3 separate regions of the Mus musculus genome follow, and all the other regions are linked to region 2. Evidence: chromatin loops called from intact Hi-C (ENCODE). Cell type or tissue: left cerebral cortex. All regions are shown on one strand. Links, peaks and the distances in the headings refer to the core of each region. The heading gives the core; the rest is flanking DNA.

The links. A loop is a pair of places that touch in the nucleus more often than their neighbours do. Peaks named below come from ENCODE experiments on the same cell type or tissue, not always from the same donor. Only the 100,000 strongest peaks of a DNase experiment are listed, where the experiment ranks them.
Region 1: a loop joins it to region 2, with 7 times the contacts of the local background. A loop is called at or near these places in 3 of 42 quality-filtered maps.
Region 3: it touches region 2 in a loop (2.5-fold over the local background); 2 of 42 quality-filtered maps call a loop at or near these places.

The regions. Positions count from the first base shown.
Region 1 is chr3:92,899,025-92,909,557 of GRCm38, reverse strand. No RefSeq gene overlaps it. Among named protein-coding and RNA genes, the nearest start is that of Lce3a, 22 kb to the left of the region's middle. In left cerebral cortex, for the core only: CTCF peaks have their summits at 1,807 (motif pointing left), 5,699 (motif pointing right) and 6,376 (motif pointing left); DNase peaks (open chromatin) are centred at 1,784, 5,688 and 6,378.
Region 2 is chr3:92,747,554-92,758,086 of GRCm38, reverse strand. Lce1g (late cornified envelope 1G) reads left to right here and starts at 5,749. Exons shown (of 2, transcript NM_025413.2): 1 at 5,749-5,799; 2 at 7,066-7,936. The coding sequence starts at 7,088. The coding sequence ends at 7,507. In left cerebral cortex, for the core only: a CTCF peak has its summit at 4,705 (motif pointing left); a DNase peak (open chromatin) is centred at 4,675.
Region 3 is chr3:92,993,635-93,004,167 of GRCm38, reverse strand. No RefSeq gene overlaps it. Among named protein-coding and RNA genes, the nearest start is that of Lce3f, 6.7 kb to the right of the region's middle. In left cerebral cortex, for the core only: a CTCF peak has its summit at 5,284 (motif pointing right); a DNase peak (open chromatin) is centred at 5,288.

The DNA.
Region 1 (10,533 bases), core at 1,704-9,703, 150 kb before region 2:
CCAGGTAGGGCTGCTACTTGGCCACCCCCTGAAGAGTGGGTCAGAGGCTTGAATGCCCACCCAGGGATGAGTGGAAGGTGTATGGCAGCTCTCCCACGTCCGACAGACCAGAGAATAGGTAAAACTCTGGTGGGATGTGGGTTCCCCCTTCTCCTCTGGGCCCCCCTTTTTAGTTCCCACAGAGATAAACTTGCCTTGAGTTTCTGAATTTCCACTTATTGTTTATAACCCAAAAAGAAGTTAATAATTTCTATTTGCATAGAGGACCCAAAAAGAAGTTAATAATTTCTATTTGCATAGAGGACAGAGATTCTGGAAGTACTTACCTGACGAGTTGTAATAGGTTTTGAGCTTGGATTTTATAAAGCTGGAAAGAACCCAGATGCCCCTCAACAGAGGAATGGATACAGAAAATGTGGTACATTTACACAATGGAGTACTACTCAGCTATTAAAAAGAATGAATTTATGAAATTCCTAGGCAAATGGATGGACCTGGAGGGCATCCTGAGTGGCATCCTGAGTGAGGTAACCCAATCACAAAGGAACTCTCACAATATGTACTCACTGATAAGTGGATATTAGCCCAGAAACTTAGGATACCCAAGATATAAGATACAATTTGATAAACACATTAAACTCAAGAGAACGAAGACAAAAGTGTGGATACTTTGCCCCTTCTTAGAATAGGAAACAAAACACCCATGGAAGGAGTTACAGAGACAAAATTTGGAAGTGTGACGAAAGGATGGACCATCTAGTGATTGCCATATCCAGAGATCCATCCCATGATCAGCTTCCAAACTCTGACACCATTGCATACACTAGCAAGATTTAGCTGAAAGGACCCAGATATAGATGTCTTTTGTGAGACTATGCCGGGGCCTAGCAAACACAGAAGTGGATGCTCACAGTCAGCTATTGAATGGATCACAGGGCCCCCAATGGAGGAGCTAGAGAAAGCACCCAAGGAGCTAAAGGGAACTGCAACCCTATAGGTGGAACAACAATATGAACTAACCAGTACCCGGGAGCTCTTGACTCTAGCTGCATATGTATCAAAAGATGGCCTAGTCGGCCATCACTGGAAAGAGAGGCCCATTGGATTTGCAAACTTTATATGCCCCAGTACAGGGGAACGCTAGGGCCAAAAAGGGGGAGTGGGTGGGTAGGGGAGTGGGGGTGAGTGGGTATGGGGGACTTTTGGTATAGCATTGGAAATGTAAATGAGCTAAATACCTAATAAAAAAATGGAAAAAAAATTAAAAATGTTGTTTATCCTGTCCACCCCATAAGAAAAGAAATGTACAATTCATGTAACTCATGAATAAAATATAATTGGAGTTTAAAAAAAAGAAGGGCTCATCATACATACACACATATAAATATATATTATATGATTATATAGTGTATGTTACTATATATAAATATTCTTGAACTTTCTCATCATAACTATCTCCAGTCATAATAGTTACTACTCAGCAGGAAATCAGAAACTCACTGGTTTAGTGTCAAAACATGTAAAAATAGTAAAATATTCTAATATTTTACTAGCAGAAATATTAGTATGAACACCAATGTAAGGTTAAACTCATCATATATTCTATGAAATACATTCTCGTTTATCAATATTTTACTCCTGATACTAAAAGCAACAGCCAGAACACACTTTGAGGATTCAAAGTAGACTTGGGATGGTGGTGAGGTAACCTTTTGCTCTGGCATTTTCCTAGCTTTTTCCTCAATGCAGCTGGAAGATCTGTCAATGTGCCTTGCCCTGCTCAGAGAGCTTCAGTAAGCGCCACCTAGTGTTAGTTTTGGGTGACAGCGCTAAAAGCTGGAACCTCCGCTGTTTTTTTTTTTTTTTTTTTTTTTTCATTTTTTTATTAGAAATTTTCTTTATTTACATTTGATATGCTATCCCAAAAGTTCCCTATTCCCTCCCCTTGCCATGCTCCCCTACCCACCCACTCCCACTTCTTGGCCCTGGCATTCCCCTGTACTGGGGCATATAAAGTTTGCAAAACCAAGGGGCCTCTCTTCCCAATGATGGCTGACTAGGCCATCTTCTGCTACATATGCAATCAGCCACCAAACCCAGACACTATTGCATATGCCAGCAAGATTTTGCTGAAAGGACCCTGATATAGCTGTCTCGAGTGAGGCTATGCCAGTGCCTGGCAAATACAGAAGTGGATGCTCACAGTCATCTATAGGATGGAACACAGGGGCCCCAATGAAGGAGCTAGAGAAAGTACCCTGTGAGCTGAAGGGGTCTGCAATCCTATAGGTGGAACAATATGAACTAACCAGTACCCTCAGCTGTTCTTTCACAGTCCATTTATTAGAGAGTTCTGGTTGCAGCAGTTGCATGGGTCGCCAGTGGGCTGGTGAGAGCCAGAACTGTGAGAGGGAAACCTTCTCTATTTGGTGGGACTGTGGTCCAGAATAATGTGGCCTGTTTTCTCTGCCCTTTTCCTGTTCTCCCACTTCTTCAGTCTGATCATGTACATGGCAGTGGGGTTCAAGGGCATCAGCTAACCATGAAGTTTAGTTCCACAGAACCAGAAAGTATTGGAGGGAGTACTTAAGAAAAAAGATTCCATAAGTTGTTTATCAGCTTCAGAGGTTAACACTGGGTTGCCCATACCAGGGGTCTGATAATTTTCATTCTGTTTTCCATTCTCAGGCTCACAGTAGTTGTTACTCTCTTGATAGATTAGGAGAGTGCTTCAAACATGTTGAATATTTGACCGATATGGGCTGGAACTTGAAAGGTTTATTAATCCAATTGATTGGCTATTGGAACAAAATATGAACATTTTATATAGGACTTAGAAAAGACCCTAATCTTTTTTTAATGTTAAAAATATCCAACATACAAAGCCTAATTACTTGGCATAATATGAAACATAAAATACAACTCTGTATTGTCAGCACTCTAAAAAGAATGGCACATGGTGAACAATGCCTTAGCGAGCCCTGAGAGAAGCTCCAGGGGAGGCAGAAGACTTTTATCTCTGGTTCATTTTGTTCTTGGGTGTGATTTGGTGCCTCCTTTCACACACACACACACACACACACACACACACACACACAATTTATAAGAGGTGTTTACTCTTGTTGGATATCAGATCATAGCTATAGATCCAATCTGGAGAAAGGCTGTGCTGAGTGCTGTATTCAGTGTACCCTGAATCTGCGTATGATATTCTGCTTTGCTTTTGTGCTTCCCCAGATATAATCTAAAGTATGTTCGAGACAATTGTGTTTAAATTAGTTAGTCCTGAGAATGTTCTGGGAAAGCGTCAAAGGGCAACTTTGACAGCCAGGGTAAACTGAGGTGGAGTGTAGAGTTAAAGACTGGAGGCTGGTACTGATAGCAGCTGGTGATGGGAGAAAGGGGAAGAAAATCACACACACACACACACACACACACACACACACACACACTGAGTGGATGAAACTAGACAACAACTTCACAGACACACATACACACACACACATTTGGTGGATGGAGCTAACACCTGTGAGCTGGCTCCAAACAACTTTATTTTGTCTCTCATAGCTTATATATCACAGCAAAATCTTTCAAGTAGTATAAAATTATGATTATAATCTATTTTTCTTCTAGTGAATGATAATGAAAAAAAGTATGTTCTAGAAAGATTACATAGTACAGGTAAAGAAAACCCCCAAATTATTCCCAAGAACCCACATACATTAAAAACTAAGCGACGTTTTATAATTAACAAAATGTAAGCAAGCAAGGCAATTTTCTCAGCCACTTTATTTATTTATTTTTTACTGGCAGGCAGCAATTTGTGGTTACAAAGAAAGGATGAATTCTTTTCTTATTTATCTTAAAAAGTAATTTTATAGAAAAGGTTACAAGAACCGCAAATCTAAACTTTTATAGAAGAAACAATCCGTCATTTCTACTTTAAATCCTCAGAATTCACACTTGCTCATTGGCAGGTTTTATTAAATCATATTATGAAGCTGAAGGCAAAAATGGGTACAAGAAACCAATCATCGCCTTAGAGTTTTCATACAATTCTTAGATTAAGAGGGATGTGAAGTCAACAAGCAGAGTAAAACTCTACAGCAGCATGAAGTCCTCAGGACACATGGTCCTTGGTGCTCTGCCTCTGAGGCACAGCCACTGAGGTTGTGCCAACTGGTGGGTGGGCCTAACTCCGTGAATTCTAAAGCCATTTGTTGTTCTTCCATGGCCCTTGACAGGAAAGGGCTGGGTGTTAATGTTTAGTATGTGCTTACTGACATTTATTTACATATGTTTCTGATCACGTTTTTCTGAACACAAACAACTTTCCTTGGATCATTGCTTTCTTCCTTGCATTCATGTATAAAACAGAGCACTGAAACTCACATAGACTCCTTTACAGCTCTAGACTCTAGCTCCCATTCTTTAACATCCTCACATTGCAGCTCAGCCAGAGGAGGTGCTCACCTGTTTTCTCAGTAAATCTACAAATTAAGGTCTTTCCCCTCTTATGTGCTACGAGAGCTATTTAGCTGCTAAGGTAATTTATTTTTCAACCATCTTGTTATCCAAACACACGTAAAAATCCATTAGGATAGCTATTCTTTAGTCTATGGTGCGCTAGGTAAATACTTTTTTCTTTCTTGCTGGATCTTACCTAAGGCGTTGACATTCAGACAAAATTGCGTGTCTCCTTGTTACAGGCAAAGGATGATGAAATGAAAAATGCTTGTTCTGATTTCCAGCCGCATTTGCTGCCTCCAACTTGGCTTTCCAATATAACCGCCCTGTCTGTGGCATTCAATTGCGTCCTTCTGGCGGGGTTTCACGGGTTATTCCTCTATTTTCTCCCTTCCTGCTGCATTTGTAATACCTGGACTCGCTGGGCAGTTGGTGGCCACACACCTTTAATCCCAGCACTTGGGAGGCAGAGGCAGGTGGATTTCTGAGTTCAAGGCCAGCCTGGTCTACAGAGTGAGTTCCAGGATAACCAGGGCTACACAGAGAAACCCTGACTCAAAACAAAACAAAACAAAACAAAACAAAACAAAACAAAACAAAACAAAACAAAACAAAACAAAACCCCAACCCAAACCAAACCAAAACCAAAACCCTGGACCCACACGGAGCACCTTTGGCGGGGGGTCCTACTTTATTTTCTCTATGAGCTCCTCATTCTCTTGACTATTTTTTTTATTAGATATTTTCTTTATTTACATTTCAAATGTTATCCTCTTTCCTAGTTTCCCCTCCGAAAATCCCCTATCCCCTCCCCCCTCCCCTTGCTCCCCAGCCCACTCACTCCTGCTTCCTGGCCCTGGCTAGCTGACAGGAGCCTGATATAGCTGTCTCCTGAGAGGCTCTGCCAGTGCCTGACAAATTCAGAAGTGGATGCTCACAGTCATCCATTGGACAGAGCACAGGGTCCTAAAGGAAGGAGCTAGAGAAAGTACCCAAGGGGTTTGCAGCCCCATAGGAGACAACAATATGAACTAACCAGTACCCCCAGAGCTCCCTGGGACCAAACCAGGAATCAAAGAAAACATAGGGTGGGACTCATGGCTCTAGTGCATATGTAGCAGAGAATGGCCTAGTTCTGTTGACTATTAAACTTCTGTGTCTATGCAATCCTTTTCTCTGTTGCTTGTACAGAGCTTTTTAAGACATTGTCTACATTAAGATACGCCAGTAGATGGCGATAGAGGAGTGACAAAGGTGCTATTAGCTTCATCAGTTGTGGTCCATGACTCCCCCTTCCCTCCCCTCCCTGCACCTGCAGTGACTTTCCACAGATGCCCTAGCGCCATCAGCCAAACCCCCTCCTAAAGATCCGAGTTCTAAACCTGAAGATGAAATGAAGTTTTCATTTTTCCTCCTCAGAAGTTTTATTTCCTTTAAACCACATCTTTGTCCTTGTTCTCCAAACCTGAGGTCTAACACCTTCTGTCCTATAGCCAGTTTGACTTCTTACCATTATCTGACCTTTTGCAGCAGAGATAGCTGAATGGTCCCAGAACATTTATACATCACAGGCATGTTTGTAGATACCTAGAGAGGCTAGCAGAGGCACGTACAGAAAATGTTGAGGCCAAAAATCACCATGATATCTCTTTCTCTACCATGATTATGGCCACTTCTTTCCTACTGTAAAAAAATCTCTTTCCTACTGTAAAACTTTTTGGTTGAAAAGTTTCTTCCAATATTTTTAAGATGACAGTGATGGAAAAATATCTTTTTTGTATTAAAAGGACTTGAGTTAGATATTAATTCAAGCATTGCAGGGAGGTACCTTGGCTCTTCATTATGTGCTCCACTCTCCAAGGGTGGATGGTCTATAGTCCCAACTCCAGAGGTTTAGCGCGCCCTCTGCTGGGCAGAATGGAATAGAGCAATTAGTACAATGTGTGGATTCCTAGAATTGTCTGTTATTGACTAAAGGCTTTGGGGAGGTGGGCTTCTGGAGGCTGTAGCTGGCTTGGGCTGTAAACCCACTGTTAAATCAAGAACCTGCTGCTTCTTGCTTTCCATTTCCTCTCATTCAATCCAGTGTTGACAGGACGACACACAGGGTCCCAGAGGACTTGATGTTTGTCCACACCAAGAATCTTAGCCTGTTTCTGAGTTGTACTTTCTCCCTTATTTCATGATATAACAAAACACTGATTTCTTATTCAGGAAATGATGTTCCCCTTTACCTCCTCTTTGTGATTTTTTTAAAAAATAAAAACCACTTTCTGTAAAGAAATTGCAATTAAAAAGCATAGCATATTTAGATTAATGTAGACACTCAAAGAAATACTTGACTAGATGCAGAGTTTATACATCTTTGTGAATTTCAGTAAGTTAGAATAGCTGTTCCAAAGCTGCGTTCTTTGTAACTTTTAATGCCCTACCCCACCCCCCAGAGGTCAGGACTGCTAAGGCATGCATGCTATTCATAAGGGAGAGGCAGGACCTGGGTTATCGGTGAGTGAGCTGAGAGGTACTAATCACTCCAAGCCGAGGTTGGAGCCCCCAGTGGCCTCAACTTTGTGTCTGTCTCTACTGAGCTGCTCAGGTGTTCTCACGTTTTTGTATATTCTACAGGTTGGGACATGTTGGGAAATACTTACCTGAAAATGTGTGAGTCTAAGGAATGGCAAATACCTTTTAAACGGAGTTTCCAATATTTGGGATCAACAGTTGGGTAAAATGTTTGAAACGAAGGCTGAGACTCTTGTTTGCGTTGATTATCACAGGTGATCACTTTTAAGGTTGCTGACTCTGGTTAAGGTCAGCTCTGGACTTGCTATCTTGCATAGCTTGCCTTCCCCGTGTTTGGCATGATTTTTAGGACTGTATTGCTACCTGGACCACTGCCTCTCCTCAATGTGTGAATAATCACTAGCAACAATATATTCCTCAAATCACTGGTGTCTAGCTTAGCAAAAGAGAAGATGGAGAGCACACTAGTGTATTATGGCCCTCCTCTAACACTTGGATTCTTTGCCTAGTCACCATCAGATGGGAGGGCAGAAGAACTACAGTCTTGTTGGGATCCCTATAGCTGCCTGAGACTTAGTGTTAACAAAGAAGAGAGAGACAAATTGGGGCACAGATGAAAACTAAAATGTGAAAGTCTCATATTCAGACTAAGGGGTGACTGTTTGAAGATGAATTGAGAATCTCCTGGATGTAGAATTAAACCCAGTTACTTCATCACCATAGCTTCTGAGAAAAATGCCCATTGTTCCCTTAAACTAGTCCCACTCAGTCTCCAATGACAGGCACGTGTCAACTCTGACACATTCTATGGCTCTAAGGGTCAAGCCCAGGGGTCTAGGCCCAGCTCTCAATTTTAACTTTTCAGTATTTCTATGTCTTTTAAAATTCTTGTTTTATATCATTTCCTTATTTCATCCAGCTGTTTGTATTCTCTTTGAATCCTTTCAGCAGTTTATTTTTATCCTTTTTTTACTTCACAAAGCACATCTTGAACCATTCTTTAAAATTCCTTATCTGGGATGTCCTCTTTCATTCTCAGTGATAGTATCATGGAGTAGGTATTTAGGTTTTCATGTTTTTACATTACATCGAGATTACACATCTGAGGGTAACTATACTGATTGAATTTTTCTGTCAGTTTTATTCACTCAACTGATGTATTTGCAATAGTCGAGTGGTGCTAGGCTATGGTAGAGTGAAATACACAGTTTCAAAGTTAACTCCTCAGTATCTGCTTGAGGATGCCAGGTTTTTACTGAAGTAAAAAATTAACTGCAGAAGAAAAGTAAATGCCATGTTAGACAGTTAAAAACGATGGTCTCTTTAATGACAGCAGTTATTGGAAGTTCAATGAAGGTAAGAATGGTGCACACTAGGATATATCTATTAAGACTGGGAATAGAAAGAAAGTAGACAGGGTACAGATAGGCATTACTACGAGGTTAACTGAGAAACAAAGCATGATGGGAAAAGCATCTGTAAGGGGACTTAGGGAAGCTGTTGGGATCCACAGTTTAGAGATTATCCACATTTTGCAAGTTTATGGCTTTAATGTAAAAAGAGGGGGGGGTGGTGAGATCAGAAAGGTGATGGGGATGAGAGGGAAGTGTAAGGGCGTTTGTCAGAAGTCGAGGGAACATAATAGCAGAATAGGTGGAAAGCCTACAGAGCAACCGTACACCTGGCCAAGCAAAATACAAACTAAAATAAGCTCTTTAAAAAGATTTCTTTTTTTGCAATCATGAAGGTAAAAAAAAAAGTAAAAATTAAAAGATAGCAATAACAACAACACAAGACAAATCCCATTAGATTACAAACAAAGTTGGTAAGAGAGCTCAATGGGGGGAGGTGCTTGGTACTAAGCCTGCCGACCTGAGTTTGATTCCTGGGTCCCACTTGGTAGAAGGTCCCATTTGACGCCCATATAAGTGCATTGCCACCTAAATAAATAATTGCAATAAAAACCCACCAGTCAATATTTCTTCCTTGCTTGCCTAGGTTTTAATTTTTCCCTCCCTGCAATGTTTTATGTAGCAAATGAGCCTTTGAAGGAGCTGTGGTTTGCGATTTCATTCCAAACTCAGACTCCCTAAAGCAGTCTCCGGTGTGTGTTGTGGAGTATGGATCATTTTCAGTATTGAGTCCCTGGCACAGGTAAGCTGGGGTTGGGTATGCGGTTCTCGGCTTCCCCTGAAATGCACTCATTAGTTTGACAGCGCTGAGTGAGAGAGTGCAGCATGAGAGCCCTGGCTTCAGGTTTCAACTACTTCAGTAGCAGCCTCATGGGGGAGACTGCCACCGGCCTCCAGAATTAGACTTCAGGGTCCCTGCTCTCTACCGATGGGGATGTACAGCATCCATATCTGGATCTGGGCTCTTTGGAGCTAAAGGGATAGCTCTGTGTTATGGCACCAGTGTATAGGGGAGGGGCGATAGGAGCCCTTACCAAAAGTCCCACTGATCTCAGCAGCAACCCCAGGAGGAAGCCTGCATGGCCTCCTAGTTTCTCACATCAGCAACAAGTTTTCCATTCTCCTGTCCACAAAGGTGGACAGCTCATTGGTCCTACAGGCGCAAGGCCTTCAGCTCCTCCTCTGTGGGCTGTTCAGTGTTCTGTGGGGAAAGGGAGAGGGGAAGATATTGTTTTCCAGTTTCTACTGACATCAGCCAAATTTCTCTGCGGTGTTTGTAAGCTTTCTGTTGCTGGGCATCACTGCTGTCAACATAAGACACAGCTCTCATGTCAAAGAAAGTAAGAGGTTTTTATTTTATTTTATTTTATTTTATTTTAATTTATTTTATTTTATATTCTTCTACTTCTTCTCTACCCAGATAGGAGTGACCATGCCCAGGAACACAGACTTTGGTTATCCTAAATTCTATGCTCAAATATTTCATGAAGTTTCTGTGGTAAAAAACAAGGGGGCACACGCCTTTAATCCCAGCATTTGGGAGGCTGAGGCAGGCAAATCTCTGAGTTCGAGGACAGCCTGGTGTACAGAGTGAGTTCCAGGATAGCCAGGGCTACACAAAGAAACCCTGTATCGAAAAAACCAAAACCAAAAAAACCCCAAAACAAATAAATGAAGAAAATACTTAATAAAAAACAAAACAAAAAGAACAAAAAACAAAACAAAACAAAAAACCGAGACAGCTTTAAACTCTATTGGAGTAAACACTAAGTAGGTGGTTCCAGTAAAGGAGAGGCATCTTGGCTGTCGGCCTTATATGCTGTGTGATGACTCTCCTAATTTTGTGAAGACTAGGCTTTTATTAAGTTAATACATTCCAAATTATTTTATCTGTTTGTCTGTGTGTTAGGTCTGGCTTCATGAGCTAGTCATAAGATGTTAAGTGAGAGACAGAGTGGGGCAAAGAGCAGCTTCTTAGTGTGCTAAACATAACCCAAGGTAAATTGCAACATTTACTAATCACTGAATTTTAGTCAGCTAATCTGCCTTTGCAAACAGCTTCTTTCCTGGAATCCTTGTTCTCTGTGCCAATTATGCTCCAGCTAACTTCTTGGTGCTCCAGCTAACTCCT
Region 2 (10,533 bases), core at 1,137-9,136:
TGTTTTAGAGTTGATTTTGTGCAGTGTAAATGAAGCAGGTGTGGTTTTCTCTTGTCTATGAGGATTTACAACTTTTGCTGCCCCAGGCACTGACAAGGCACTCTCTTCTTCAATGTGCTTTATTGACACTTTTGTCACAGATTTCATGTCTGGGTGTTGATTTATCTCTGTGTTCTGAAGCCTACTTTATTGGGGAACACATTATTTTCTGGCAGTTTACAGCCACTTATGCTACTTAATATAATAATTTATTCTGGAATATAATTTGAAAGTATGTACTGGGATACTTTTTTGCATTGTGCTTTCTATGCTTCATTTCTTGACTGGTGTAGAGTCTTTTAAATACCAGGTAAGTTTTATTATTATTATTTTTTTTAACTTCAGTCAAAATTTCTTTTGTGTTGTGTTTGGTGAGGATTGAATTGCATTTGAAGAATGCTTTCTATAATATTTTTATAAGTGTATAATTTTTAGAATTATTTTCACAATATTAATTCTACTAGTATGTATACTATATGTCCTCCCCTCATTAGTGTTATCTTCAATGCCTTTCTTCAGTATCATAAATTATCATTGCAGAACTGTTTATCCTCCTTGATTTTGTTTATTTCACAGCATTCCTAGATTTTTAATTTCTACAATGGAAAAAAGGATGTTTCCTGAGTTCTTTAATAGTATATTCAGTTTTTCCTTATAGCAAAGATTCTGACCTTGAAATACCAAATTGTAAAACCTTTTATATAAGCCTTTTCCAGGGTCAATTTATGGTATTTCTACAGTGGCATTTTTTCCCATTTTCCAGCCGGAATCCATTCCCTTTCCTCCACCTTTGGCTTTTAGCTAAAAATTTAAGGGAATATGAGAAAATGTACAACCTTCTCTTATTCTCATATTTTAATGAAATAATTTCATCTCACAATGTATGTAATGTTCGATATGTTTTTTCTTTTTCTAGATCCTTCATGGCATGGGCCATGAGTGATGTTTCATATTTCTGTAGCCTTTTTGACCTCATTGCAGATGAGTATCACAACTGTGTGCCTAAGTCTATTTATATTCTCTATTGCATTTACTGAATTGTTTCAGAATCCTAGTATTCATGTATTCAAACCAACCATGGTGGTCCTATTGCTTTAATGTGCTTCCTTTTCAATGTTTTAATATAACTTTTATTATTTGATTATTTTTTTGTCCCATGGACTCCTAGGGTTTGGCAATACTCAACTTTTTATTCCTCCAACTAAGTCCTCCAAGAGCCCCTGCTATATCTTCTTCTAAATTAACAGTGACAGGGTTGGGAGGAGATGGCAGTGAGGGGTTGGAGAAAAAAAGTCTAACAATAGATATTAATAATTCCACATGGCAATTTGCATATATGTGTATTATTACTATGAGGGGTATGGTGATTCTCTGAAATAGTGTAGTATATGTCCACAACTAAGCTAAGATATTTACCTCATGTTGTTGGTCAAATCTTTTCCAGAGATAACAACAATAATATAAACTATTGTGATTGTTTTGGGCTGTGCACCACAAGTTGATGATTTAGACCCTTTTGATGAAAGCACCAACCATTTTTGTTACAGAGCATAGGAAAATACATTGGTACTGACCAGGGCATTTACAATCTGATAGATACCTTTAACAGTCTAAAAACATGTTATTCTAGTTTCTGTAGGGTAGGATAAAAACTCTTCAAAAATATTAACCAGCTATGAACCCAGAGAGCTACAGTCATCAGAGTTATGTCATAGTCTGCTCATTGGTGCAATAGTGGCAAAGATAGTATGAGGATAGCCAACCTCTACCTTTGAGGAATAATATCCATTAAAAAATTTGTGCTTTATGTAATATTTTTAGATACAGAATGTTGGTGTCTCAGGTCAATATGGAAAGAGTTTTTCAGTTGTATTTTACTGTGTCCTTATGCAGTTTTCTGGTAATTTTTAATATTATATGTAATGCAGCAGTTTGATTTAAAATTTTGAGATTGTAATACATCTACATTGTTTTCTTATTTCCTTTTATTGCTTTATCCTCTGCCACATATCCTTCCCTCCTTGGCCCTTTTCAAATTCTTGATCTCTCTTTTTATTTTGATGTAATTGTTCTAGACATTTAATTAAAACACATTCCTAAATGTAACCTTCTCAGTCAGTATGAAGTTATTTCTATGTACATTTTTATAGATAAGCATTTGGCACTGGATAACTTATTGATGTGCTCTTCCCCAGGGAGGAAGAAATTTTCTGCTCTCAGGGTTCCTTAGTGGCGTGTAGTCCTTTAGTAGGGCTGGAGCCTCAAGGGCTTTCGTCTGTTTACTTTGTAGTGTTTATTGTTGTTGTTATTGTTAAGCTCATGTTTAGGCAGCCATGCTGGTGAGACTTTACATGTCTAGCCTATACTCTTACTGGGAGTCACATTCTCACAGCAACTCACTGAACTTCTGGCCCTTACAATTTATTCACTTGCTCTTCGGTAATGACAGTTGACCTTTACTTGATGAAGTTGATACACAGACCTATTTGTTGGGACTGATCTGCTCAATCTGCCTTTAAAATTGCTGTGGTTTTCCTTTGTTCCTCTGATGAGATGAGGGCTTTCATTAATGGGGGATGAGGACTACACTTTTCTCTGGGGTATAGGGACAGATATTTATAATACAGTTGGGGATTATACTATTGAAGTAATGTGATTGTGGTAAATTTTCCTCAAATATTTATGACCTCGTTGGCTCTGGATAATTAGTTGTCTAGGTTTTAGTACCAGGCATACTTTTCCTCTCCTTGAGAAGTTCCTAACTGTAATTAGAGAGCAGTTGGATAACCACAGGCTATGCCACAACTGCAACCTTGGGTTTCTTAGTCTTGATGCTCCTTGTTGTGTTTCACAGCAAACACATGATAACTGAAGCCCTCACACTGTCCACAGTTTACTAGTTATGATATTCACAATAGCTTGAGGCTTAAGTCTTCAGAGATCTCACTCAAGGCTAGGATCTAGTCTTTATCCATGAAGCATGCTACTCATACATAACTATGTTCAGGCAAATCTGTTTTGGACGTGGGTGTTGTCTTGCCCAGGGACAGAAATGTAGACTAGCTGCCATCTCAGCCACATCATCCTAGAAATCCCAAGGTGAGCCTGGCATAACTGCCACTGGGTAAATCAGGGATCATTTTCTGACCTCTCCAGTAACTAAAGCTGTTGTAATAACCTGAGCAAGAGAAGAAAGTCAACCCAGTTGATACAGTGAATAACTCTTCAAGGTAATGTGACCACACATACCTCACTCTGTCTCAGAGGTTAAGTTCCTTTAGGGTGATGCAAGTCTTTAGGGTTATCTGTTCCTAAGCTTAGACATCAATAAAGATGCTAGTCAGAGGCTTATATATCACCAAATGTCTACAGAATAAATGTGTTCAATTAGGGAGTATAAGAAAAAATATAACGCCCCCCCCCAAATTTCAATAAATTCATCTTGATTATATTAAACATCATAGATTAAAAGAAACAAAGGTGGAAACAATTATTAAGGCACCTAAAGTTGTAATGTACATTTTACAGAAAAATCATAAAGAGCCAGAAATCACATCATTGATATAAGAACAAATTTTAAAGCAGGTAAGAAAATGTTTCAGAAGAACTAGCAAAAACTCTGATGTAATAAAGATTTTTATTTCTCTTAAGTGACATACAGTCCTGAACAAGTCTTTTTTGATGAGTTTGTCAAAGTTCTTCTTGGGAGTGCATATGGCCTATCATCTGTTTTGTCTCATATGCAGGAGTAGAGTGACAATAGGTCACATCAAATGACTGTTCCTGGGTTTTGTATAGGCCATCAACATCTTCCTTTCCATTCCATATGAACCTCTTTTCTAACGTTCTTCTTAGTAATGTGCCATCTAACATTACCAGTACATTATCTTGGTTTTCATGAGAGATTTATGGTGGCATCTACAGATCCATCAATTTTGAAAAAAAAATTTAAGACCTTAATAGCATATTCCTAAATGATGATTAGATGTAAATTCATGAAAAATCCAATATAAAATATTTTCAAGACAAATGCAAAGAAACCGTCAAAAATAAGGTCACCCATTCTTTCTGGTAATAACAACCGCTTTATTATTATCAATAAATATTAGTTTGTAAAACTTTGGGGGTTTGGGGAACTTTTCATACACATTATTTATCCAACATCTACATCTCCTTTTTAAAATTAGATGTATAGTTTTCATTCATTTACTTTATATCATGCTAACTGACCCTCCCTTTCAGCCCTCACACAATACTTCCTCCCTCCTATCCTCCTCTTCTGAGAGGGTGGAGGCCCGTGTGTATCCTTTCCACCCTGACACTTCAAGTTTCTGCAAGGTTAGGTGCCTCTTTTCCCACTGAGGCCACTAATAGCACCACAGCTAGAGAAACATATCCCACATACAAGCAAGAGTTTTCGGGATAGCCCCTGTTCCAGTTGTTCAGAACACACAGGCATACCAATCTGGACATGGGCTACATATCTGCAGGAAGACCTAGGTCCAGCCTGTGTATATTGTATGGTTGGTTGTTCAGTCTCTGAGAGGCCCAAGGGTCCAGGTTAGTTGATTCTGTCAATCTTTCTGTGGAGTTTCTGTCGCCCAGGTGGCCTGCTATTCTTCCTCTTCATCCATGAGTCTCCATCGCCATCTACTGTTTGGCTGGGGCTATCTATATCTGTTTGAGTCAGCTGCTTTTAATTATTGTTTCCGATGCAGATTTTTTATAATTTAATTATATGCTTCTGTGTGTGTATGTGTGTGTGTGTGTGTGCATATGTATGTAAGATTGTGTATGTGTTTGCTGTTTATATGGTCAGTGTTTATACTCATGCTTGTTTGTGTGTGCATGTTTGTATGTATGATTGCAACACTGTAGTTAAGAAAGACAATATTACATTCTGTGAATCTAGATTTACAACTGGTCCTGAGCTGCCCCACTTAGATTCTAGGAATCAATCTTAGACCCTCTTCAAGAGAGCAGTGTGCATTCTCCATTGTTAAGCCACCTTTCAACTGATGTCTTCAGGCACCATATTAACAACTGCATGTTTAGCACTTTGCACATTGTCGGTCAGAAACCATATAAGAGAATGTTCTTTTGTTCTGAGACATTTTTATCCATGTCTTGAAATTATATTGATTTTCACATATCCCCATAAGCAATATCATTAATATTCTGTGGTAATAGTTTAATTGGGAAATGATACTGGCTAAATAGACTTTCAGAATGACATCTCCACATGTCTTGATGCTGAGAGAGATTGATCATGCAGGGTTTTATTGCTATAGATGTCTAAAATGTGTCCACATATTTACAACTTAAAAGTACTTGAATTGAAGCAGACATTCAAGATACTAAAGGTGTTTTTCATCTTAGCATGGGCCACCAGTGGCACATATCACAGTAACCACAAGCAAAATTGGAGGATGATAAGGAAATAAGTGTTTCCCAATGGAAGTATTTTGTGGGAATGCCAGGTTTAAGGATCTATGAATCCACTTCCTGATTTCATGCCTAAGCAATGCCCTAAGATAGATGCAGCTTGCTTGCCCACAAAGTGGAATGCTGATGAGGAATATTTTGTCATGATTTGTCACAAAATCATGTGGGAATCACTTGGCATGGCATCCTGTCTCCAGTCACTGTCTCACTGGCTGGGATAGAGCCCAGGCTCAGAATAAAAGGACCGATGGACAGGCTGCTTCCATCCATTCACTGGCTGAGATACCCACAGATCTTGTGCTACCCTTCATATTGGTAAGTGTTTACTGAAGGTAAGGGCAGAGACTTCAGAGTGGAGCTGGAGTAGAGCCGGATAGACTCTGGGAGGGATCATTCCCCCTAAGGGACACACTGATATACCATAAAACATGGTAAAATCTGAGGGATGAGGTAACTAGCCACAGCCTTGGTATTATGAGACTCTAAAAAGCTTTGGGTACTTTGTCCCTGGCAAATACTATATACCTTCAATTTCTAGGACTACTTAGGATGGTATATTCAGCATAGATAACTGTGTATCTATAGAAGTTACTAGGGGAAATTTGGTTTCGGATGAAAATGTTTCTCCTTCTTTGCACTGAAGAAATAGAGCAAGAAAAGCCAACATGTTCTCAGTTTGGCTTGGGAAAGGAGCCCAGGTTCTGGGATCTGTTCACATATTTCTCTGATCAATAGGACACCACCAATATGACACTGACCTTTCTAACCTTAGCCAGGGCAGATGCTAGTTTAGATGCACCTGACCTTCGTTCTCACAACATGTCTTAATGTTCCTGCAAGATCTGAACAGGGTTTACATATATTTCTGTCATGGCCTGAGCTTATTTCCTGAATGTGCTAGAAATTCGTTTCAAATACTGACTTTACACTAAATATTCTTCAGTTCATGATTGTTCTCTCTCTTTACAACTACTTATCTTTGAAATAGTACATATATTTGCTTATGTGAAGACTAAGCATAGCAAACCTAAGTGTCACCTGATATTTATTTAGTGCTGCTGGAGTTAGATAAGTGTATTTCTTTTATATATATATAAATGTATATATATATATATATATGTATGTATATATATATTTTTTTTAATTAGGTATTTCCCTCATTTACATTTCCAATGCTATCCCAAAAGTCCCCCATACCTTCCCCCCCCCACTCTCCTACCCACCCACTCCCACTTTTTGGCCCTGGCGTTCCCCTGTACTAGGGCATATAAAGTTTGCAAGTCCAATGGGCCTCTCTTTCCAGTGATGGCTGACTAAGCCATCTTTTGATACATATGCAGCTAGAGTCAAGAGCTCCGGGGTACTGGTTAGTTCATAATGTTGTTCCAGATAAGTGTATTTCATGTGCATAGATTTCTGATATTTAAATACAAGATCAACAGGATGTTTCATTCTGACTATAGTATAAATGAAATGACTATGAATCTTGTTTCTATGATGATCACTAATGCTTTTGTGGGGCCAGCATTGATCAGGTTACCACAGTGCCTGCCGTCTGACATATCCATGATTCTCTCACAGCTCCTGAACACCCACAGCTGAGATGTCCTGCCAGCAGAGCCAGCAGCAGTGCCAAGCCCCTGCCAAGTGCCCTCCCAAGTGTCAGACCCCAAAGTGCCCTCCAAAATGCCCCCCTAAATGTCCTCCCAAGTGCCCCCCTGTGTCTTCCTGCTGTAGCCTGGGTTCTGGGGGCTGTTGTGGCTCCAGCTCTGGAGGCTGCTGTAGCTCTGGTGGCTGCTGCAGTTCTGGGGGTGGAGGCTGCTGCTTGAGCCACCACAGACCCCGCAGATCTCTTCGTCGCCATCGTCACAGCTCTGGATGCTGTAGCAGTGGTGGCAGCAGTGGCTGCTGTGGCAGCAGTGGCTGCTGTGGCAGCAGTGGTGGCAGCAGTGGCTGCTGTGGCAGCAGTGGTGGCAGCAGTGGCTGCTGTGGCAGTAGCCAGCAGTCTGGGGACTGCTGCTGACCTGCATGAGGAAGACTTCAGACAAATGGTACAGGAGGAGAACACGCTCAGAAGACTCTCCATTGGGTGATGTCCTCTCCTCCTGCTTCCCTCCTTGTTCTGCCCTCTGAGTTGCTGAAATCTCCTGGAAAATGTTCTGAATTGTCCTCATGAAATGACAATGACCATTTGCCTCTTTGTTATAAATTAAATAAAAATCTTGACGACCATTCCTTAAAAGAGCATTGCTTTTCTTTTTCTTTGGCCCATCCTGTTTCTTGTCATGTATTATCTTTTCCTTCAAACACACTGTGCCACCCAGAGCAATTGTCCTCTTTTAGATGTGTATGTATTTCCTATGACGTCATACTAACACCTGTACTCTATCTGTAAGAACTTCTTTTCTATTTTTTTGTAATTTTTATTAAACATTTTCTTTATTTACATTTTAAATGCTGTCCCCTTTCCTAGTTTCCTCTCTGAAAATCCCCTATATCTTCTCCCCTCACCCTGCTCACCAACCCTCCCACTCCTGCTCCCTTGCCCTGGCATTCCCCTATACTGTGGCATAGAATCTTCACAAAACCAAAGGCCTCTCCTCTCATTGATAGTTGACTAGGCCATCTTCTGCTACATATACTGCTAAAGACAAGTGTTCTCTTTGATTGGTGGTTTAGTCCCAGGGATCTCTGGGTTAGTTCATATTGCTGTTCCTCTATAGTGCTGCAGACCCTACTTGTCACAATTACAAATGTTGGGGAATAACTCCATGTCCAGGGAATTGTTGGTTCGTGCCGACTATTAGACAGTCAATAGGAGGACCTTGATTCTATGCTCAGATTAAATGAGAATAAGCAGTACACTGGTCAATCATTTCTTTCCTCTTTATGTTCTTGGTGATCTCTTGTTAAAAAATTTTCTTACACAGAAATGCAGAAATATTCTTTTTTCTTTAAGTCATTTTACTCTTGTAACTGATGTGCTATATAGTGTGAACTTCTGGCCAGCTGACCATTGGCAGTGCTATCATTCCTTCCCTGTTAGTGTCTGCTGAACTCTTCATAGAGTCATCCATTAGCAGAGAGAAAAATGTTTGGAAGCCCTTTTATTTCTGCTTCCTACTTCTTTGTTTTAATTTAATACAAGTCACTGCAGTAGTACTCAGATGAAGTAGTCTTTGATCTTGTGGTTTGCTTCAGGTTCCTAACTCTGTCCTCTGTCCTAGAAGGAAAGAGACTTTGTTAACCTTTACCACTGTCACTTTCACAGGAAGGGAATATCTGAGCACTAACTCATCCTATTAGACCCTAGTGTCCAGTTCTCTTTAATGTATCTGAAAATGTCCCTGCAACATATAATCAAACTGCTATATATAATTTAAGCAAAATAAAGTTCATAAATTTAAATGTAAAGGCAAATTATTTTTGCACAATATTTAGAGTGTATGCCACAAAGAACAATGTACCCACTGAATAATGTTGAGAGCTCACCATTTACAATTTGAACAACTCATACAATGGCATAAATTCATTATAGTATGTCAATAAAAATATGATGAACATATTTTTAATAAAATATAATCATATATGGTAAAACTCAAAATTAAGTGGTAGTACCTTCCTTTTTGAAGAAGTATAATGCATATTTCTTCTTTATATGAGAGAAAATATGCATTACTTCTCTTCACTACATCAAAATTTTAATGTAATGTTATAACTGAGACTATCATTATCTTACAAATTAATTAATAATTTTTAGGAAAGAATATAGTTCCTTATTTACTTATATATTTACATCTTAAATTCTGTCCCAACTCCCAGTATCCCTGTGCTCTATCTCATCTCCTCTTAGAAGATGGGGACCCTCTAGTTATCCTCCCACCTGTTATATCAGAACTATGCAGAATTAGCCATTTCATCTACCACTGGGGCCAGAGAAGAAAGCCATGTTGTAGACAGGCTGGAAGCCAACCATTGGACTGAGCACGGGGTACCCACTGGAGGAGTTAGAGAAAGGACTAAAGAAGCTGTAGGGTTTTGCAACCCCATAGGAGAAAAAATAGTATCAAACAACCAATATTCCCAGAGATCCCTGGGACTATATCACCAATCAGAGAAACAAATGGTGGGACTCGTGGTGCTAGCTGCATATGTAGCAGAGGATAGCCTAGTTGGTCAGCAATGGGAGGAGAGGCCCTTGGTCCTGGGAAGGTTCTATGCCCCAGTATAGTGGAATGCCAGGGTCAGGAATTGGGAGTGGGTGGGTGAGTAAATAGGGGGAGGCATGAAGGGATAGGAGCTTTTCAGAGGGGAAATTAGGAAAGGGGATAACATTTGAAATGTAAATAAAGGAAATATCTAATAAAAAATAATAAGAATATTGTTAAAATCTTGAAAGCATCATTTATTCCCTCAATAAAATATCTTAAAATATTTTTATTAAAAAACAAAAAAGGATTCCAGAGTCAGGCTACAGCTTTAGGAGGAACTACTGCTCCAATTGTTGGGGGACCCACATGGAGAATCAGTTAAATGTCTACTCTATTTGTGCCAGGGGCTTCTGTCCAGCCAGTGCATGCTCTTTGATTTGTGGCTCAGTCTCGGAGAGTTCCCAGGGGTCCAGATAGTTGACCTCTTTGGTCTTTTGGTGAGAATCCTATCCACCACAGGGCCTTCAATCCATCCCCAAATTCTTCCATGAGAGTCCCAATGCACTGGTCAATGTTGGCTGTGGGTATCTGCATCTATTTCAGTCAGCTGTTGGGTAGAGCCTCCCAGTGAACAGCTCTGTTAGGCCCCTGTATGCAAGTAAAGCAGAGTACCATTAATAGCTCCAGGGACTGGTGCTTGCCTATGGGATGTCTCTCAAATTGGGCCGGTTTTTGGTTAGCTATTCCTACAGTATCAGCTCCATCTTTGTCCTCGCATTTCACACTTCTTTTTAGACAGGAAAAATTCTGGGTAGAAAGTTTTGTGGGTGGATTGATGTCCTTATTGCTCTACTGGGGGATCTGCCTGGCTATTTCAGGTTCCATGTCCCCACTGTTA
Region 3 (10,533 bases), core at 1,680-9,679, 250 kb before region 2:
CCCAGTCCAGAAGTATAGGGAAAATACCTGCACTCATTTTTGGCATTATATCCATTCCATAACTGAGTTACAAGCAATATTAAGACCAGAGATTATTACAAATATTACTTCTTTAGCTCCAAATATGTTTTGAAAATCATTTGGAGATTTGTAGTCCCAAATTTCCTATCCTTTAGCTTTTGGTAGGGTTATATAAGCCCTGTAAGCTGCCCAGTTTCAGTCCCTCTGCCATGACCTGGTTAACATAGAATGGATCCGAGACAGGGCATTAGTTCCATTGGTCTGATGGTTCATTTCATTTTTATTTTTATTTTTTAAAGAAAACATATGTAGTTTTGATACTAAAGTAAGCTTTCCACTTTACTGAATAATTGTATCTGTTATGGACAAGAGCAATTATAACTAAGCAAAAGACAATTTTCATCAGTATAACAACTGTCTTATGGCTGATTGTGTGTTTCTCCACATCATTCTTTATGCTGTATTTGCTAAATAAACCTATTCAGGCTGCAATGCTGTTTTTCAGTGGCTTGATTGTGTATTACTCTGTGTCCATCTTTATGCTGGCTCTTTTTGTTTAATAAAGCATTCAGGCTGTGATTGAGTCCCCTCTCTCCCTTGATTTTTGCTCAGTACTGTAAAACCATCTTTTCATTATAGTAAACACATAGCATGCTTTGCATGCCTAACTAGTTTTCTATTTCATGGCTATCTGCTGTTTATTTAACCACCTCCTTTATTATTGGGCATTATCTTGCCTCCAGTTCTTTATTATAATTAGGTACAGTGTGATGCACATCATTTATTCATTCAACAAATATTTGTGAAGTATGCTAACTCTGTGCAGCATTACAGAAGGGGCCGAAGAAAAAGGGAACACATTTCCTGTTGACTTCTGCTAAGGATAGAGACAGAAAATAAATATAATCAGATTACAAATAAGAAAACCACAAACACTGAAGAAAATACAACAGTAAAGAGATAGAGAGTGACAGGGTCCAGCCTGTAATTTAGGCAGGGGTGGCAGACTGTGCATAGACTGAAGCATAAGCCTCAGATGGGACCTTCAGAGGTGGAACGCCACACTGGGGATTAGGCAAACTCGCACCATGTGGGAGGGTTGGCTGCCTGGCATGCTGGCCAGTGCTGGGCCCTATGCTTAGCCTGGCATCCACCCTTTGACCCTCCCGCTATGCTCTGAACCATCTTGGCACCATCTGCTCCCTGTCTGCCCATGACAAAATTGTCCCTTCTATGTACAGATCCTGGCACTTTAAGACGAGCTTTCACAGGCTAACTTAATGTGGTAATCATTTCTAATTAATTAGCTAATTAATTAATTCAGCTAAAAGCTTCACATCTGAACAAGGAGAGAGAACAGGACAATGAGCCCTCAGTTACTCTGCCTGTGTTTTTTCCTACCCTCTGGATCTCTACAGTGATTTTTCCCCTTTGACTATTTTAAAACAAAGTCCAGAGTAACATCTTTTGTCACCTTCCAATACTGAAGTATATGTCTCTAATAGATGACATTTTGAATAACTTGCTTGTCATTGCTATTCCTGGCAGAATAAAAAAAAGCAATAGTTCAGTAACACAAAATAATTTGTGCTCATGTTTTTGCAATAATCTTAAAAGTGTGGCTTAAGAGTGGCTTGTTTGATTCTCAGTGCAAATTGAGCTACACCTTCAGTTGCTGTGTTTCTATAGTGTGCTCAGACATTTTTCTACCACATCATTTACTCTGTATAGAAGTAGCTTACTTGACTTAAAGAATCATTCAGATTTTGAGTTAGGCTAATTAATCCTTTTTGGTGCCATTTCTCCTTTGTGCGATGTCCCTACATTCCCCATTGATGCTTGAAAACTAGTAATTATATATAGAAGCTTAAGTTAAATTCAGGTTCAAATATATTTCTGGCAAGGATGAAACTGGTGTGATTGTACATGCTTGTTATTGAACTACACAGAAGACTTGCACAGTCTGATATGCCCTGCCCCACTTGAGGGATGTTACCTGAGACCTATCTGTAGACTTGGATGTTGGCAGTACCAGTCATTTATTCATCTTAAAGCTGCCCAGAAACCTTTCACTTAATAGCATAAGTGCTTCTCGGTGATTAGTACTTGAGAAGTTATTACATTACAGATTTATACATGGAGCTTTTCTGCCACTCATTTCTCACCTATTACCTGGAATTGTTAAAGGACTTTCTCTCGAACAATTTTATAGCCTGAACCACAATTACACAGAAAACATCGTAATACCTATTAAGTTTTTGGTGTGTCCAATTTTGAGGGCAACTAGTTGACAGATCGTCAATTTCTAAAAGTAACTTTAAAAGATCTCTACTATTTCCAGGTCTCTGTTTTGGTGTGCATTGATTAGGTGTGGGATATTTGTCTTATTTTTCACCCAGTGGGAGTCCTTTAAAATGGCCTCCTGTGTGGTTCTGCCAGAACCTCATTAGGCTCCCACAGCATCCCTGCTTTCTGATACAGCATGATAGTTCATCATACTACTAGCCTCAGAACTAGACAAGCATTTCTCCAAGGATCACTACTGTTTTTGTTTGTTTGTTTGTTTGTTTTGTTTTGTTTTTTTTAGTGGGAAGTAGCATTTGGAGACCTCAATGTAGCTGCCATGGATGCAAAATGAACTTTTTTTTTTAAAAAGAGTATTGCTAGACCTTTTCCGTGAACAGCTATAATTATATTTTAAGGAGAAAATTATTAATTATAATACCAATTTATACCATTTCTAATTTAAATTTAGTGTTTCAGAATATGTAATTAACTTATTGGGTTCCCTTCTTATATCTTATTATTTTGAAAAATTTGATATTTTAAAACAAACTCTACAGTAAATCTGTATTATTTTCTAAATGATATTATTATTATTATTATTATTATTATTATCATTATCATTCAATACTTCATACATTTTCTCTGAAACGTATTTGGTTCTTTAAAGATGTATAGTACAAATAGCTTAAAGTTGCTCGAGATAATATTATTTCCTTTGTATCAACTTGATATAACACTGGCTAAAACCAGCTGTTTTAGTTTGGTATTGGCATTTAGGGAGCTTAACAATTTTATTTTTGTTTATGTATATAACCAACAGAAAAGGCACACTCAAAGGTCTAATTTCTTCTCTTGACTCTGCTTTGTTCTGTAGTTATTTTTAATGAGGTCTAGTTCATTTTTTTGGTCATTATTATTATTTTATTTCTAACCCTTTTATTTAGGCAGGCAAGCAATAATTATAATTATGGAGGAAGTAGTACTGCCCAGTTTGAGCCTAGCTTCCCTGCCTCACACTGCCCTCCACAGACTGCTCTAGGGATGTCAAGAGGAGGAGACATTAGCTTACACTTAATGTTAGATAGGTGCCTCATTTCAACTACCTTCTTGCTTCACCGAAGATCACGCCCACTCTAGGATACACAAAATAACTATGAGAGCTATTTTTGGACTCCACGTACTGCTGAGTATACAGACAAAAATGTGTGACCACACAGGTGTGTGTTGTCACTTCCTGCTAACACCAGTATGATGAAGAGCTGAGGGATACAAAGATGTTGAGCAACTCCTGAGCCAAGTGCGGGGATGATCCACATGAGGAAAGTGGTCCTGACATCAATGAAAAACAGTTCAGGGAGCAATTGTGGTTTCCTAAAGTCTTAGTTGTCATTTTGGACCTTTTAAGAGTAAAAATTGGTGAAATGTTCCCCAAGTTTAAAATGAGAACAGGCTTGTAATTTTTCCCTTTCCAATTTAATTTAATTTAAAATGGTATTGGCAACTAGACAGAAGCCCTATCTTCCTTGATAAAAAATTTTAACAGGGGAAGTGTACATTCAAGGACGTTAGATTCCTAGGACACTACTGATTACTGAAGGGGTTCCTCATCAAAGGGGCTCCCCACCAAAGGGGTTCCTCAAAATTCCCTCAGTTCCCCAGGTTGATTAGAAGAGATGCTGAACTGATCATGCCAGTCAAATTCTTTTAAAGTCTACATACACTTCAGTCACCTTCTGCTTAGGTCTGCCTCCTGAGACAACCTGGAAGCAAAATGTCAATCTCTCCTGGGACCCTCCCTCCCCTCCCTCCCTCCCCTCCCTTCCTCCCCTCTCCTCCTTCCTCCCCCCTCCCTCTGGAGCTTCCCCCATCCAGCTCCCAAATTTCTGTCCTCTTTCTCCTCCCTGTCTCCATTCTTTTCCTTCTCTTTTTTTCTCCCGCTCCTTTCCTTATTCCTCTACTATGCTTTCCTTCCCTTGGCTCTCCCACACCCTTCTTTTTCTCTTTTCCTTTTTTTCCCTTACCCCCCCTCTTTCTTACCCTTCTCTTTTCCCTTTATCCCTTCTCCTCTGCCCCTTTGTTCCTCTCTCCTTTCCCCTTTTTTTCTGGACTATTTTCTGGATGTTATTGCGTAGACAGGCAGGCAGGCAGGCATCTAGGCAGGTTTTAATTCCTACAAGTCTAAAAAAATGGCACATACATTTAAAATGCTGCTGCTGCTGCTACTATTACTACTACGACTACTACTATAGTAGTAACTTCAGTGATTTCGCCCTAGTAGTTAATCAGTCTGTCCAATGGCATGACTTCTTAAGGTTTTTGGACCCTGACACCACTGCTGTGAGCACACCAGCCTACTCATGCTTCAGTCTTCATTACTCTATCTACACTACTGAAAGAGCTAAGCGTAGGTGAAAGCCATTTTGTTTTGTTTTGTTTTGTTTTGTTTTGTTTTGTTTTGTTAATGTTGAGCCTAAAAAGTCTTTCTGTCTAGGTCTGTTTCCTGAGACAACCTGGAAGCAAAAAGTTACTCTCTCCTGGGACCCTCCCTCCTCCCCCCACACCCCCTCCCCACTGGAGCCTCCTACCTTATAGCTTATAGGTTTGTTTGTATGTTTGTTTGTTTTAAGGCCATCTATAGTTCTTTTGTGTATTGCCTTTGTCTTTTAACAGTTTTATAAAAAATTATCTTGTGCTCCTTAATGTTTTAGGAGATTTTGGTCCTTGTTAAGTATAGGCCGTCTAGTCATAATATTGCTGAATATACGCTATAAATACTTTACTCAGCTTTTATGTCCATTTCTCTAAAAACTAAAACAAACAAACACCCCTACCCCTCAAAAAGAAAAGAAAACCCTCTTGTTCCACTAATTACTAATTTTCACGCCCTGGTGGTGTGTACCTAGTGGACCGACCGGCTAGGACTTCTCAGGAGCCTTTTCCAGAGGATCGAGGAACACTGGCTTCAAGTGGCCGCTAGGTGGCTCTGCGCCAAGGCTTCTGCACTGTGGCTGCTGCTGAATAGAGAAGCCAGGGGAAAATGCACCAGCATAAGTGATAAGAGACCCTTGGGCTGACTTGGTGTATATCCCAAAGCGATCCTCTCTCAGGCCCCAAGCTCACTGCCAGATGGTGAGTTGGAGGAGTCAGCAGGGTGAGCTGAAGATTTTTTTCGGTAAGGGGGCAGCTTTTCCATTTCTTTCTTTCCAGATCCAAGTTCCCTGCTTCTCTCTGGACGGGTGTCAAGGGATTTTAGAAGAGGTTTAGAAAGTTCTCTTCTGGTGTCAGTACTGCAGGGTAGGTATGCTAATTCTTTGTTTGATTAATTCACGTATCCACTTACCCTATAGCCACTTATCTTGCCTTTTGAAACACTGGGTTTCCTGAGAGAAAAGGACTCACAAATGAACAAAATACAAATTCTTTTCTTGAGGGACTGAAAGAGCAGTGAGGCAGACCAAGCACCCAAGTATGTAGGATCCAATATGGCGAACTATGTAAGATACATGAGTAAGACATCATGTCTTAGGTCAGAGCTTTTGGGTGACAGTGAGCCTAAGGAATGACAAATCCTAATACTGTTACTTGCTATTGTTGGGAATGGTGGACCAGGTAAAATCTTTGTCTTCGTCAACAGTACTTGTCAGAAACAGAGGTGTTTAACCCATCTCCATACAAGGGCAACTGGCTGAAGCTGGACACCCAGGTATAACTAATGGGATTTTAGATGTAACAAGGGTTCTTGAGGAAGAGATAAAACTGTAAGGCAAGGTCAGAGTAGGACCACCTGGGAAGTCAGAGAACACAATGGACCATGGATTTTAGAAAGAGTAGTAGCTTAATCAGAAGGACAGGTATGGGGAGTCCAGATATTCCTAAGCTGTGCTGTACCTATTTTGATTTTCCAATGATGTATATGAATTACTGAATAAACTCAAATATACAATATTTGTGTATATATGTGGATGTATGCCCATATGCACACACAGACACACACAGAGACACAGACACACAGATATACACACACACACACACACACACACACACACAGAGAGAGAGAGAGAGAGAGAGAGAGAGAGAGAGAGAGAGAGAGAGAGAGATCTCAACTTTGAAACTTGCCACAGTGTGGTCTTATATAATTGTGAAGTCAGAAGGACCTAGAGGAGGGAGACAGCAGTGAAGTGATTTCAAGAAAACAAAGTACTTCCAAGATGTTTAAGATAAAGTAAAAAATAAAACATTAAGACTGTGCTAAGACGATAGCACTGGAAAAATTAAAACAAATGTAAGGAACACTTTATGACTATCTAGGTGGCTATATATTCCGTTTTAAGAGACTTGGAAATTGTAGAGCAATAGAAATAATTTATATAAACTGGGTTATCTAATGGAGGGAGATTACTGCAAATATGAATGGTGATTGACTGTATGTAATGAAGTTATTATTCAAATTTTGCTTCTTAGACATAAATGCCCATATTGTTCATGAAACTGTCTTCAGTGTCATCATGAAGGATGACAGCAACTTTATCAGACGCTCCACAGTGAGTGATATAGTCCTTCTGATAACACCATTGAGTCCTTGGGTACTGCTGACAGGGTCAGAGGGATGCCTGGATCCGGATGCTAGTGGGGCCACTACTGCTGACACCCATTGGCTGTCACTTTTCAGTGGTGCCACCTTGCCTCAAGACCATGACACTGCTGCTCTCCTAGCGTTGTCAAATCCTTCCAAGCCACTGAAATGCTGTGCTTGTTCTTGACAAACCCAAGGGTAAAAATTAAGTTGGCATTGACTTGTTTATTTTACCACTATCACCAAAATCATACATATATTATTTAGTATTTTATCTTAGATTTCCTCAACTGTGCAAAATAACTAAAATGAAGAGAGACCTATAGAAAGTGGGCCTATTTAAGCTATATATTTTCTTATTCTGCTTTATTGCAGTACTAGGGGTCTATTTCTTCTTGAAATACAGCACCTCCAAAAATTATGTTAAAAATTATGTTAAAGGTATTTTAAAGCACACACACATGTCATATATATGCACATATTAAAATACCAGCATTTGAGAAAGCTGACATTACTGTTGTCAGTCATGATTTTACTTATCTAGTAAACTTATGAAAATCTGTAGAAGTACCCTCCACTTTTTAAAAACGTAAATGTTGCAACATGAAATAAACTATGTACTTCCAAGTTATGGGTTGAGATATGTCTCCCTGCCCTGCCACCAGTGAAAACATGAGTATGGGGATGTAATGAGGGGGTGAAAAAATCAGTCTCCCGTTAGGAATGTGATCCCATGCTTGTGCTAAGCTGTTCTGGCTGTTGTGGAAACAGGCCTGTACCAGATCTATTTCTCTGCCTCTATCACCTCACTGCTTGAGCTAGAGCATACATGCATCCCTTCAGGTCTCCTGAGCCCTTATTCACTGCCAGGTCTGGATTTTACTGACTGTCTTACTTAGGATTTTTTATTGCTTCAATAAAACACTGTAGCCAAAAGAAACTAAGGAAAGAAAGGATCTATTCATCTTATAGTTTTTAGTCCACCACTGAGGGATGTCAGGGCAAGAACTCAACCAGGGAAGGAACCCAGAGTCAGGAGCTGAGGAAGAGGCCATAGAGAAATGTTGCTTATTAGATTTCTTAGCTTGCATTATTATGGTGCTTAGGAACTCCAGTACATGGGTGGCACTGCCCACAGAGAGTTGTGCTGGCCAAACAACATCAGTCATCAATCAAGAAAATGCACCACAAATGTGTCCACAAGCCAGTCTAGTGGAGGAGTTTCCTAAATGAGGTTTCCTCTTCTAGGATGACTCTAGGCTGTGTCAAGATGACATAAAATTATCCAGCACACCGATCTGGCCCCATTTTTCACCTAAAATAGATTTACTAATATTTGGAATCCTGATCTTATTTTCTAAGTGAGCTCTTGAGGTCCTGGTAAACTTTTAAGACTCAACCCATAGTTCCCACTAGACAGTATCTTCCAATTATTCTGCCTATGGGCTGGATGTTTCCAGATGACTACTCATATGCAATCACAAATGCCTCGAGAAGTAAACAGGAGATAATGTATCCTTATATAAATCTGCCATTATTCCTGTGTGTGAGTCCACAAATCACAATTAATTGCATAGTTAAGCCTTGAAAACTCTCATGGATTATACAAGAAACTTTTTTTTACTTTAAAGTCAAATTTTTCCATTCTTCCATTCTTCCATTCTCTCTCTCTCTCTCTCTCTCTCTCTCTCTCTCTCTCTCTCTCTCTCTCTCTCTCCCTCTCTCTCTCCCTCTCTCTCTCCCTCTCTCTCTCTTTCTCTCTGAGTTATGATTCAACATTCTTGTCACAGGGTGAGTACTACTACTCAAATATTTCTCACATGATAGTGTAACAAATAGCCTGTCTATATGTATGCAAAATCTGTTATACTATGAGTTCCACTACATTTTGCTTTCAAATTATTGTGTGAACCAGCTGGTCCAGGCTGTATATTTGAGAAAAGATGTAACATATACCCTCATTATAGGCTGTTTTTATACCTTTATGTCTTTAAAGTCAAAGGAACTTGGTGTCTATGAAAGCTGAAGGGGAAACATTTGAAATTTGAGAATACTGACACTTCCTAATAACTTTAAAAATATTTTTAATCCTACAGATTCACATGTCATTGCACAGTGTTATTCTTGTGTTAAGAGGTACATGATAGAGCCTTCTGAGTCAGTTTTGTTGAATAATTCTCAATTGTGTGCAATAATTACTATCCATTTCCATGGCCTTTTGTCATCCTTCAAAGAAATTCTGTGCCCATCAAATGATCCCATCTCTCTCCCAAACCCCTGGAAATGTTGCTCCATTTTTATCTTTTCAGATTTGCTGCAGAAGGGGCCTCCTATGAAGTGGACTTGTATAATGTTTGACTTGTTGCAAGTGGTTTGCTTCACTTGGTATTAACTTTTTATGGTCAAGTAGTTGCTTAAGTGTTCAACAGAAGTTGGAAGATGAATCTCAATGAACCCTTACATCAACAGAAAGTTTATGTAAATGTGCTCAAATGATAGTCCACATAATTCTAAAAGCAATTAATTAAATTTTGAGATATACTATTTAGTTACTTAAGAAAATGTTGATATTCAAATGAGAAGTCAGAATAATTTTTATCTACATTAATATGCAAGGATAATAACTAAGCAAATTGGTAATTTAACCTAAACATTAATGATAGTCAACATTACAACTCGATTTACTCATTTACTATGAATAAGTATTATTTTTTTGTCTTCTAAGAATTAAGTTTATGGTTATGGATTGGCATTAGAGTCCAGCGCAACACTCCACACAGTAGTGTGAGAACAGCTGCTGTGGGTATGGCTTCACTCGCACCATTCTGAGCTCTCATTTTTCATTCTTGGAAGAGATTTCTAAGATATATTTTGCTTTCTTAGAATTATTTTAAGGCATATCCTGGGCTTTAGATTAGCATATTGCTTCACCATCATACCAATCATTTCCAGTCAGTATAGGACATCACTTTGGGTTCACAACAAAACTAATGTCTTAGGTACAAGATGAAGTGGCATGGTCAGCTGACCGTGTTTCTATGTAAAGTCTGGAATTGCACCATTCTTTCCTGGCAGCGTCCTAATGAACCCATAACTTACATGAGTTGGTAATTTAGAAAGGATTCTTTTCTTTGGTTTGAAGCAAACCCAGAAAGCACAGTGGTTTTAGCCTGGCTGCTGTAAGTTTTGGTGAATTATGATAAGCTGTGATGATAATTTGCCTTATTTGACACAATAGGAGTACCCGTTTCATAGAATAATTGAGAAATTATGTCACAGAATCAGGATAACTAACTCTCACTTTTTCTTTAGTTTTTCTAACTCATTTATTCCAAATGCTAAGCAAATATTTTATTTAAAGTTAGTATTCACTTATAAAACCAGGATTTTTTTCTCCCAAATTTTCTTTCCATAAGTTTACCATTTTTTTCTTTTCTTTTAAATCAAAACCGAGCTCTGCTTTCTCCTAGTGTTCATAACCTCTTCAGCATTAGCTCTCAGTGGTGCCCTCAGATATTATTGGAGAAACTATTTACAGCCTTTCCATAGCTTTCCTTTACTTCCTTACTCTTGGCTACCTATCTGTTAGTTTTTGCTTCCCTGGACTACCCATTTCCTGTCTTTGTCTTCTAGTTGAATCTGGGTACCAGTCA